2 separate regions of the Homo sapiens genome follow, and region 2 is linked to region 1. A link is an interaction called in ENCODE POLR2A ChIA-PET data of the cell type or tissue named here. Cell type or tissue: GM12878. All regions are shown on one strand.

Region 1 (5,000 bases):
CCAGGCTGGTCTCGAACTCCTGACCTCAGGTGATCCCTCCACCCCGGCCTCCCAAAGTGCTGGGATTACAGTCGTGAGCCATGGTGCCTGGCCGAACAGTCACTAACACTAAAAAAGAAAAAAAAAAAAAAAAAACCTGACAAATAGAGCCAGAGAAGGCCATGAAGAGATGGTTCTCATGCTTGTATGCCTGATAACAAAAATTATCACAAAAGACTGCAAAACCACAGCCTTGCAGAAAGGCCAATCACAACCTTACACAAAAAGTCTTTCTGCAAGGACATCTGCCTGGCAACTGCCTGTCCAAACTTGAACTGGCGTCACCATGTTACTGATCTTTGTAGCCAAGGATAATTATTTCAAGACCATTATGTAATCCTCCTCATTTTTCCCTTAGAAACCTCTGTCTTCTTTTACCTCCCTGAATACCCGCATAGTTTACTATGGCTGCATATTCCCAAAGCAATGCTCCATTTCCAAATATATTCCTTTTCTTTTGGAGAGCATCTCTCCGTTATTTAGGTTGACACATCTCAAAGTTATCCTGATCAGGTGACAAGGGAGCTGGAAATTCTATGGCTCCCCACTTGCCAGCTGTTGACAAAAATCTGCCCCAGGAGAGCGTGAATTCCCAGGTACTTCCAGGGCTCCCTCCTGAGCACGGGCCAGGCAGGTGATGCAGCCCAGGACAGTCCTTCAACAAAGAGACGCAGACGCTGGCTGTAGGGGGTGGAGCACACTGGGAGAGGGTGGCCCAGAAGTGAAGGGAGCAGGAAGGAAAGATCTCATCTGCTCCAGAGTTCACCAGGTTCTCTCTCATTGTACGGAGGAGGAAACTGATGCTCAGAGAAGGCAAGTCACTTGCTTAAGGTCACACAGTTAGTTAATAGAAGAGGCAGGCCTGGGACCAACTCCCCTGGCTCCAAGTCCTGTGAGTTTCCCATTTTACTCAGATGTTTCTCATCACGTTCCCACCCTGAGCTGCTGGAAATCAGGGAGGTGAAAGAAGAGAAAGCCAAGAGGAGACAGGCAATGCTTGGACAAGCCATTGGTGTGTCTGGCTCCAACTGACACACCGGCTCTGCACACAGGAGGTGTTCTAGAAATGCTCAGAGAGGCCAGGCGCAGTGGCTCACACCTGTAATCCCAGCACTTTGAGAGGCCGAGGTGGGCAGATCACGAGGTCAGGAGTTCGAGACCAGCCTGGCCAACATGGCAAAACCCCATCTCTACTAAAAATACAAAAATTAGCCGGGCATAGTGGCACATGTCTGTAATCCCAGCTACTCGGGAGGCTGAGGCAGGAGAATTGTTTGAACCCAGGATGCGGAGGTTGCAATGAGCTGAGATCGCGCCATTGCACTCCAGGCTGGGCAACAACAACAAAACTCCATCTCGAAAAAAAAAAAAAAAAGGGAAACGCTCAGAGAACTTGCTGGCCAATGTGCACATCCTCCAAACGCACCAGACCAGTGAGTGCACAGAAGTCAGAGGGGCAGAGGCGAAGCTGGAGCACAGAGCACTTGGTTTTGCTCCGTGTTGCAGAATCCCAAGCAGGGAGGGTGCTCAGAGCTATGGCACCATGCCCTTGATGTGTGGAAGGGGAAACTGAGGCCTTAAGAGATAATAGACACCCAAGGCTGTGTGGATCAGTGAGCAGGCCAGAGTCTGGTCTGTGGAGTCCCATGTGGTCACCGTTCCCTTAGGTCCCCCAGGACTGGGCACCGGCTGGTTATTTCTAGAATCAGATAACTCATGTCCCCTCCTCTCCATCTGCCTGGCCCTGCTCACACCTTGTTCATCTCTCTTCTAGAGCATCACAGGTCCTGAGGGCCTCCGTTCCTCTAGTTCTCCTCCTGCAATCCAATCCTCTCGCTGTCTACAGAGCACCACTCTGTGGGGCACTTGGACTTTCTGTCTCTCAGGCACTCCCCATTTCACACCTTACATTTCAACCCTGAAACTCTTGCAGTTCCCGCAGTGAGACCTGCTTTACTGCCCACCAGTCTGCCTGCTCCAAGGTCCCTGTTCTTATCTGTCTTGGTCCCAATGTATCCCCAATATTTGGTCCAGTGCTTGGTCTGTACGAGATATTTGTCAAACTTTTGATGAATGTGGGGCCAGCTTCGTGAGTGTGCGACCTGTGCAACTGCACAGGGCCCTGGGCTTAGAAGGGCTTTGCACTTGTATGCTCTGCTGATGCTGTCTTGAAGTTCTTAATAATTTGAACAAACATACCTGCATTTTCATTTTTCACAAGGCCCTACAAATTATGTGGCTAGTCCTACATGATGAATGAATGAATGAATGAATGAGTGAATGAATGAATGCCTCTGTGTCTTTGCACATGCTGTTCCCTTTTCACCAGGGACACCGATTCCAATCTTATTTGGTTAAGGTCCCGGCACACTAAAGATGCTCTCAAGAAAGGACAGAGGACAGAGATGTGGGCAGGGTTGGGGGTAACATGGGATGGGAACCATCTAGGGACTAGCACTTGGGGTAAGCTTGGAGGCCTTTGGGGCAAGAAGAGGTAGGGGGCTACTGGAGCCAGGGAGAGCTGGATCCAGGGAGGAGTAAATATTCCCACCTCTCTCACCTCCCTGCTTCCATCTTCTGCCAGTGCGTTTCATAGGCTGAGTCCAGCTAGAAGCCAGAGGATAGGGCCCAGGTAATGCCGCCTGTAGAGGCCCAGCCCTTTGGCATAGAGCAAGCTGAGAAGCGCAGAGAGTGGATGGGGTGTGAAGGAGGCAAATGGAATCACCATAAAACCTGTGTTAAGCATCCTTCCCCTGCAAAGCCTTCCGTGGTGTCCCTGGGTATAAGGGGATTCCTCTCCCTGCGTCTCACACAATGACAGTAGCAGTAAGTGTCTCACACTCTGTGCCAGCCCTGTGCTAAGTACCTATGCTGTAGAGTCCGTTATTGTCCCATCTTACAGATGAGGAACCTGAGACGCAGAAAGGTCACAGCCAGCATATGGCGGAACTGGCATTTGAGCTCAGGGCTGCCTGAAGCTGAAACCCCTGTTTTTTTTTTTTTTTTTTTTTTGAGACAAAGTCTCTCGGCTCATCGCAACCTCCGCCTTCCAGGTTCAAGCAATTCTCATGCCTCAGCCTCCTGAGTAGCTGGGACCACAGGCACACGCCACCACACCCAGCCAATTTTTTGTAATTTTTGTTTTGTTTTGTTTGAGATGAAATCTCACTCTTGTTGCCCAGGCTGGAGTGCAGTGGCACGATCTTGGCTCACTGTAACCTCTGCCTCCCCGGTTCAAGTGATTCTCCCGCCTCAGCCTCCCAAGTAGCTGCGATTACAGGCGCCCGCCACTACGCCTGGCTAATTTTTTGTATTTTGGTAGAGACGGCATTTCGCCATGTTGGCCAGGCTGGTCTTGAACTCCTGACCTCAGGTGATCCACCCTCCTTGGCCTCCCGAAGTGCTGGGGTTACAGGCATGAGCCACCGCATCCGGCTGAAGAAAATATTTTTTTTTTTTTTTTTTTTTTTTTTTTGAGATGGGATCTCACTCTGTCGCCCAGGCAGGAGTGCAGTGGCGCGATCTTGCCTCACTGCAACCTCTGCCTCTTGGCGATTCTCTTGCCTCAGTCTCCTGAGTAGCTGGGATTACAGGCGCCTGCCACCATGCCCAGCTGCTTTTTGTATCTTTAGCAGAGACAGGGTTTCACCATGTTGGCCAAGCTGGTTTCAAACTCCTGACCTCAAGTGATCCGCCCACCTCAGCCTCCCAAAGTGCTGGGATTACAGGCATGAGCCACTGTGCCCAGCGAAGAAATTTTTAAACAGGTAAAAAACTAAAAGGAATTGTCTAATGAGCCCAACATACCCATCATCAGCTTCAACAATGATCACTACAAGGCACAGGTTTCATCCACACTTCCACCCACTCCCACCCACCCATGCCTCCCTCTCTTCAGAGTGTTTGGAAGGGAATCCCACACATCAGGCACATCATTTTAACTGTATTTCCGCACATAACTCTATACGGCAAAGGCTCCTTTTCACAAAAACAGAACCACAATATCATTATCACACCTATACAATGTAACGACAGTTTCTTAAATCATCAAATATGCCATCAAAATTCATATTTCACCAAATTATTTTATAAATCTTTAAAAAAATACAGTTTGTTTGAATCAAGATATAAAGTCCACGCATTGTTTTTATTTTTATTTATTTATTTGTTTATTTATTTTTGAGTCAGGGTTTGGCTCTGTCGCCCAGGTTGGAGTGCAATGGCATGATCTCGGTTCACTGCAACCTCCGTCTCTCAGGCTCAAGCAATCCTCAGGTGCACCCCACCATGCCCGGCTAATTTGGGTATTTGTTGTACAGATGGGTTTTCACCATGTTGCCCAGGCTGGTCTCAAACTCCTGGCCTCAAGTGATCAGCCCACTTCAGCCTCCCAAAGTGCTGGGATTACAGGTGTGAGCCATCGCACCCGGCCGAAGTCCACACATTGTGTTTGCCTAATATGCCTGTGTTGTAAATGGGCTGTAAGCCCCTCTCATGGAGCCTTTGAGTATCATCCCAAAATGAACTACGAAATCTCACTTGGAGAGGCATATGCAGTGGAAGGGTTTATATTCACAGGTCCTGGAGACAGGAGATACACCATGCCACATGGAGGGCGACTGGGAAGCAGCTCCCAGGATCCACTGAGCAGGTGGGGAGCTAAAAGGCATAAAGATTTCATTGTGTGTTGAGTGGCCCTAAGTCGCAGTTATGGGGGTTGTGGAATAAGGAGAGAGGGACTTATGGGAGGGACCAGCCTTCCCACACTGGGGCACCTGGCCACCTGGCCACCTGGGTGGGGTGTTCACAGCCTGTTTGTGAGGATGTTGAAGCTTCAGGAAAATACGAAGTTTTTCAAATATATAATACAGTATCCCTTAGGTTTCCTTTTTTTCCCCTTCAATCTTGTTTATTCTGTAAGTTTCCCTTATATCTCTTCTTTTTTTTTTCCTTATAATTTC
Region 2 (5,000 bases), 300 kb after region 1:
AGGTGGGAGGTTCACCTGAGCCTGGGAGGTGGAGGCTGCAGTGAGCTGTGATCGCATCACTGCATTCGAGCCTGGGTGATGGAGACCTTGTCTCAAAAAAAAAAAAAGAAAAGAAAAGATACAAACTATAGTTGGCCTTGGGGGTGATGAATAATCAGAAATAATAAAAAGAGTTACGGGTTAAGCCCAAAATCATTTGTGACAGGAAACCACGGGGGGACTCTGGGACCATAGAGCTCCCTAGGATTGGTTTGGGTTATGACTAGTGGTGAGGTAGATGACCAGGTAGCATATGTAATTAGTGATACATGTACTTCTCTCTTTGCCTTTTTATTTTCTTTAATTGTGTTAACTAAATACTCAAGTTAGTATCACTGAGTCTGGTTAGAAGTAGTGAACAATTGGGGCCCTGTTACCATATTTGGTGCTAAAACTATATTATGACTTCATTTATATGCAGCAAAGACCTAGTATTAAGGAAGTTTCCCACAAAACAAATCAAAAATGGGAGACACTTAAATTGCTTAATGAGTTTTATAGCAGCAGAAGAATCCATATTCAACAATGGAGCTCTAAGATTAAAGTCATTTAAATTCTAGCTATAAGAGGAATTTAATACAGGAGGTACCTCCACAGTCTCAAAGCTATCAGCATTCTTTGTCAGTATACATCAAATTATGTGGAGATATTGAAGAAGAAAGGCTTCTGAGATTAGTCTGAATGTTGATGTTCTAACGAGTTATAGATCTATCCATTTTTATTCCATCTCAATATGCTTCATGGAGAAATGTGTTGTGTTTCTGTTGTAGGATACATTTATATTAAGTATAAATACACAGTGCACAGTTTTGATTGTGTTTCTTACATTTCAAGTTTTACCAATAATCTTAAATCTTAAAAAGATTAAGATAATCTTTAAAAATCTAAAATCTTAAGAATATAAAGAGTATTACACTTAAAGACTGAAAAATAATGTAGAGATGGCAACCCCTAAACCCATTTAATATTCTTGGTCAAATCAAGAATATTAAATTGAGAAGAGTACTCTGAAATGTAAGGATGTTGGATTTGGAAGCATTTTCTACCATGTTTATAGGTGATACTATTCTATTATACAATAAATCTAACACACATGTACCTGACCAATAATAGTTTAATAGAATATGAAAATAGAGGCCGGGCACGGTGCCTCACGCCTGTAATCCCAGCACTTTGGGAGGCCGAGGTGGGCGGATCACCTGAGGTCAGGAGTTCGAGACCAGCCTGACCAATATGGTGAAACCCCACCTCTACTAAAAATACAAAAAAAAAAAAAAAAAGGCATCGTGGTGTGTGCCTATAGTCCCAGCTACTCAGGAGGCTGAGAGAATTGCTTGAACCCAGGAGGCGGAGGTTGCAGTGAGCCGAGATCATGCCACTGCCCCCCAGCCTGGGCGACAGAGCGAGACTTGGTTTAAAAAAAAAAAAAAAGGATATGAAAATAGAGCAGGAAGGGTTGCCTGTCAAGAGTAAGGAACAAAAGCAGTTAGGAATCAAGGATGGATGCTGTTTTTAATCTCAAAAGGTTCAACTTGATGTTACATCCTTGTGAGTCTAGGATAGTAAACCCAAATCACCTGTAGTTAACCTTGTGAATTAACTTTTTTGTGCCTCTGCTCTCTGATAACAGACACCTCACATAAGCAGCATACAGCAGTTTGCAGCATTCTCCTGCCCTTGGCCAAAATTGTCCTCACCCAGTTATTACTGAGCACATTAGAAACTGCCTTCCAGCCCATCAGTGGCTGTATTTTAGAGACATTGTAGCCACTGAAGTATAAATTATCTGGCATTGTCTAATTGCCTACTGTGAGGTAATATTCTTTTTAATGTATTTGTTACCATCCTTATTTATTGGAGTTGGCTATGGTGTTAGATTTGGGTAATTTACTAAACTTTTCCCTGTTTATGACCTGTGCTTGTCCCTGACAAGGAAAGCTGATGTATTGCTACCTGCTGTGTTACAAAGGGTTTGATTACAGTTTCTAAATGGAAGAGATTGCCCCCAGCTGACTCCGTTCTGGAGCAATTCCAGGCTTTAGACTGGTACTGATACCACATCTAATAGGATGTGGCTAAGAAGCAATTGGACTTGGACGTTAATAGGGAGCTGCAAATCAGCAAAAGTGTGTTCCACAGGCATATAGTGTGGTGGAGTGAAATGCAGAGGTTCCTTTTTGAAAGTTTAGCTTATATCCTTTTGCTTTGAAGTTCATTACCAAGGAAAATATGCAAATATCACAACTTAACTATTTTATCCTAATGGTGCCTGTGATTAAATGCAAGTGAGAGGTGGCACTTTCAGGAGCTTCCATATACATCTTGGCCTGATCCTTATAGCCTATAATTCCCACTGCCTTGTGTGTAATCCTAAAGTTCAGGATCAAACCATCTGGGAGGTAAACTCTAATTGTCTATGCTTTCCTCTTTCTAAAATAAAATATGAGTTATAATTGGACTTTTTAAGCAAGAATATGAATAGGATAATGACTGCTGACATTCAAACCCCTTTTTTTTTTGAGACTGAGTTTGAATTTACAGAATGTAACACTGTCTCTGAAGAATACAAAAAGTATACATCCCAATAATTATACTTTCATTTTTTTCTTTTTCTCTTTTTTTTTTTTTTTTGATCACTTTGAAGATGATATTGGAAGGATGCCCTCTTGGTTATATATTCAAGCTCTTTGGATACAGTATCTATAGTTGTTTTTTTTTTTAATTGGTTATTGTGACTTCTGAAATAAGGTTTCCTTTGTGTGAAACTCAGCATGAGGCCAGAATGTGTTAGTCCTGTCTGCTTGCCATGTAATACCTGGCCAACACAACAACCCATGATTGATGGGTGAATGCTTGAGGCCTAGTAGTGCTAACGTGAAGTACTGCCTGAAAAAGGACAGCTGTGTCCTCTCTCCCCGTTTGTTTTAGGATTTTCGCAATAAGGTACATCCCCCAAATGGTTTCTGCTACCTTTTTAAAAATCAAATGTTTCTACGTGAGCTGTAAATTTTTGAGAATATGTTTTGCTGTATCAGCCCTTGCCTGACAAGGAATAACATGAACTAGCTTATGTTTCATGATCATCTTCCAAGTGCTGTGGCAACTGAGTTGGCCACTTCTTGTTGGCAGTTCTTGGCACCAGTACAATTCTAGGTTCTGAACTTGCACCATACTCTTATCGTCATCCAAATTGCAGTGTTTTGGTTCAGTTGGAAAATCAAGGTTACAGTTTGCGTTCACAGAATGAAATTTCCCAGCAGTGTTCTGTGATTGTCAGAGTGATGTAATTTGATATATTAAAAATCAACAATTTTTTCCTCAGCTTTGTTTTTTAGACTGAAAATGATTTGGAGTTTTGGTGAACCTTTATATTTTGACACTACAGGAGCCAGCCACAAGGCCAAATGTGTCAGCTGCCAGTGTTTGCTTGACATACAGGAGAACATTAAGGAACTCTCAGGTTGGGAGGAGGGAAGTGTTGACCAGGACATCAGACGGAGGTTTCTTGTTTTTGTTTTTTTAAACACTATTTTTAAACTCTTAAGTAGAGGGACTATTTTAATATTCTAGGTATAGAATAAATAGCTTTTATAACAGTCTTAGTTCTAAATGAAGCAGAACCCGTCTTTGTAAACACTGAGAACTAGACCCTGAATGTACAAGCAGGGAAAAGAATAGACAAGTTTACTTGGTTTATCAGAAGCCATAAAACCTTTAGAGCAGATTAAAACCTTTTCTCCTTTTGTTTGTAGATGGCTCTGAGAGATTCCTCTGCGAATCTGTTTTTAGCTATCAAGTGGCATCCACGCTTAAACAGGTGAAACATGGTAAGCACATGAGTGTTGCGTACTTGACTGTGAGAATAAATTTGCTAGGGGGTGGATGAGGCTGTGACAAAAATCCCCAAACTCAGCAAGGCTATTTTAGTGGACTTCCTAAATTAAAGAACATTCTAGGTCTTAATCTAGTCATAATGTCCACATTGAGGCTTAAGGTTGGGGCCGAGTGCAGTGGCTCACGTTTGTAATCCCAGCACTTTGGGAGGCTGAGGCGGGTGGATCACTTGAGGTCAGGAGTTTGAGACCAGCCTGGCCAACATGGTGAAACTGCATCTCTACAAAGAAAAAATTAGTCAGGCATGGTGGCGCATACCTGTAGTCCCAGCTACTTGGGAGGCTGAGGTGGGAAGATCACTTGAGCCCGGGAGGTTGAGGCTGCAATGAGCCGGAATCACAGCACTGCACTCTAGCCTGTGCAACAGAGACCCTGTCTGAAAAACAAAAAAAGTTGGTCCTCCAGGGAGTCAGTGCTTCCTGCTCCTCTTGTGTTACTTTTTCCTCTCCTGTCTGAAACCTCCTTTTACTGTTGTCCTCCACTGGTTACCATCATCATCTTCAAGTATTTGTACGATACCTCCTGGTCTGTCTATACTCTAACATCCTGATAACACTTTTTCTGTTACATTAGGCCTCACCAGGCCTTCATTTCTGCATCAACAAACTGTGTTCCCCCTCCAGACCATTTCTCCATTGAAACTTTATGTAGGGGGAAAAGCTGTAATTGCCTCTAACCCTAGGATTTTAGTCCACAAATCACTATGGCATAGAGGATGAGTACTTTTTTTAGGAACAGAGCACATCCAGGCCGGGTGCAGTAGCTCATGCCTCTAATCCCAGCACGTTGGGAGGCTGAAGCAGGAAGACTGCTTGAGCCCAGGAGTTCAAGACTGACCTGGGCAACATGGTGAAACCCCATATCTAAAAAAAGAAAATACAAAAATTAGTGGAGAATGGTGGTGCATGCCTGTGGTCCCAGCTACGTGGGAGGCTGAGTTGGGACGATCGCTTCAGCCCAGGAGGCATACTCCAGCCTTGGTGACAGAGTGAGACCCTGTCTCTGGAAAAAAATAGGGCACATCCTGAAAATGTGATCATTTTATTTTAAAATGACTTTTATTTTTT

Evidence for each region. ChIA-PET counts read pairs that join two places held together with the same protein. Peaks named below come from ENCODE experiments on the same cell type or tissue, not always from the same donor. Only the 100,000 strongest peaks of a DNase experiment are listed, where the experiment ranks them.
Region 2: POLR2A ChIA-PET joins it to region 1 with 5 read pairs; 4 of 35 experiments call an interaction of 5 or more read pairs at or near these places.

Annotation. Positions count from the first base shown.
Region 1 is chr10:71,922,636-71,927,635 of GRCh38, forward strand. No RefSeq gene overlaps it. Among named protein-coding and RNA genes, the nearest start is that of CHST3, 39 kb to the right of the region's middle. In GM12878, no CTCF peak of the experiment used is centred here; no DNase peak of the experiment used is centred here; H3K27me3 peaks cover 120 bases.
Region 2 is chr10:72,226,575-72,231,574 of GRCh38, forward strand. ANAPC16 (anaphase promoting complex subunit 16) reads left to right here. Exons shown (of 4, transcript NM_173473.4): 3 at 3,792-3,866. Among named protein-coding and RNA genes, the nearest start is that of ASCC1, 13 kb to the left of the region's middle. In GM12878, no CTCF peak of the experiment used is centred here; no DNase peak of the experiment used is centred here; H3K27ac peaks cover 557 bases.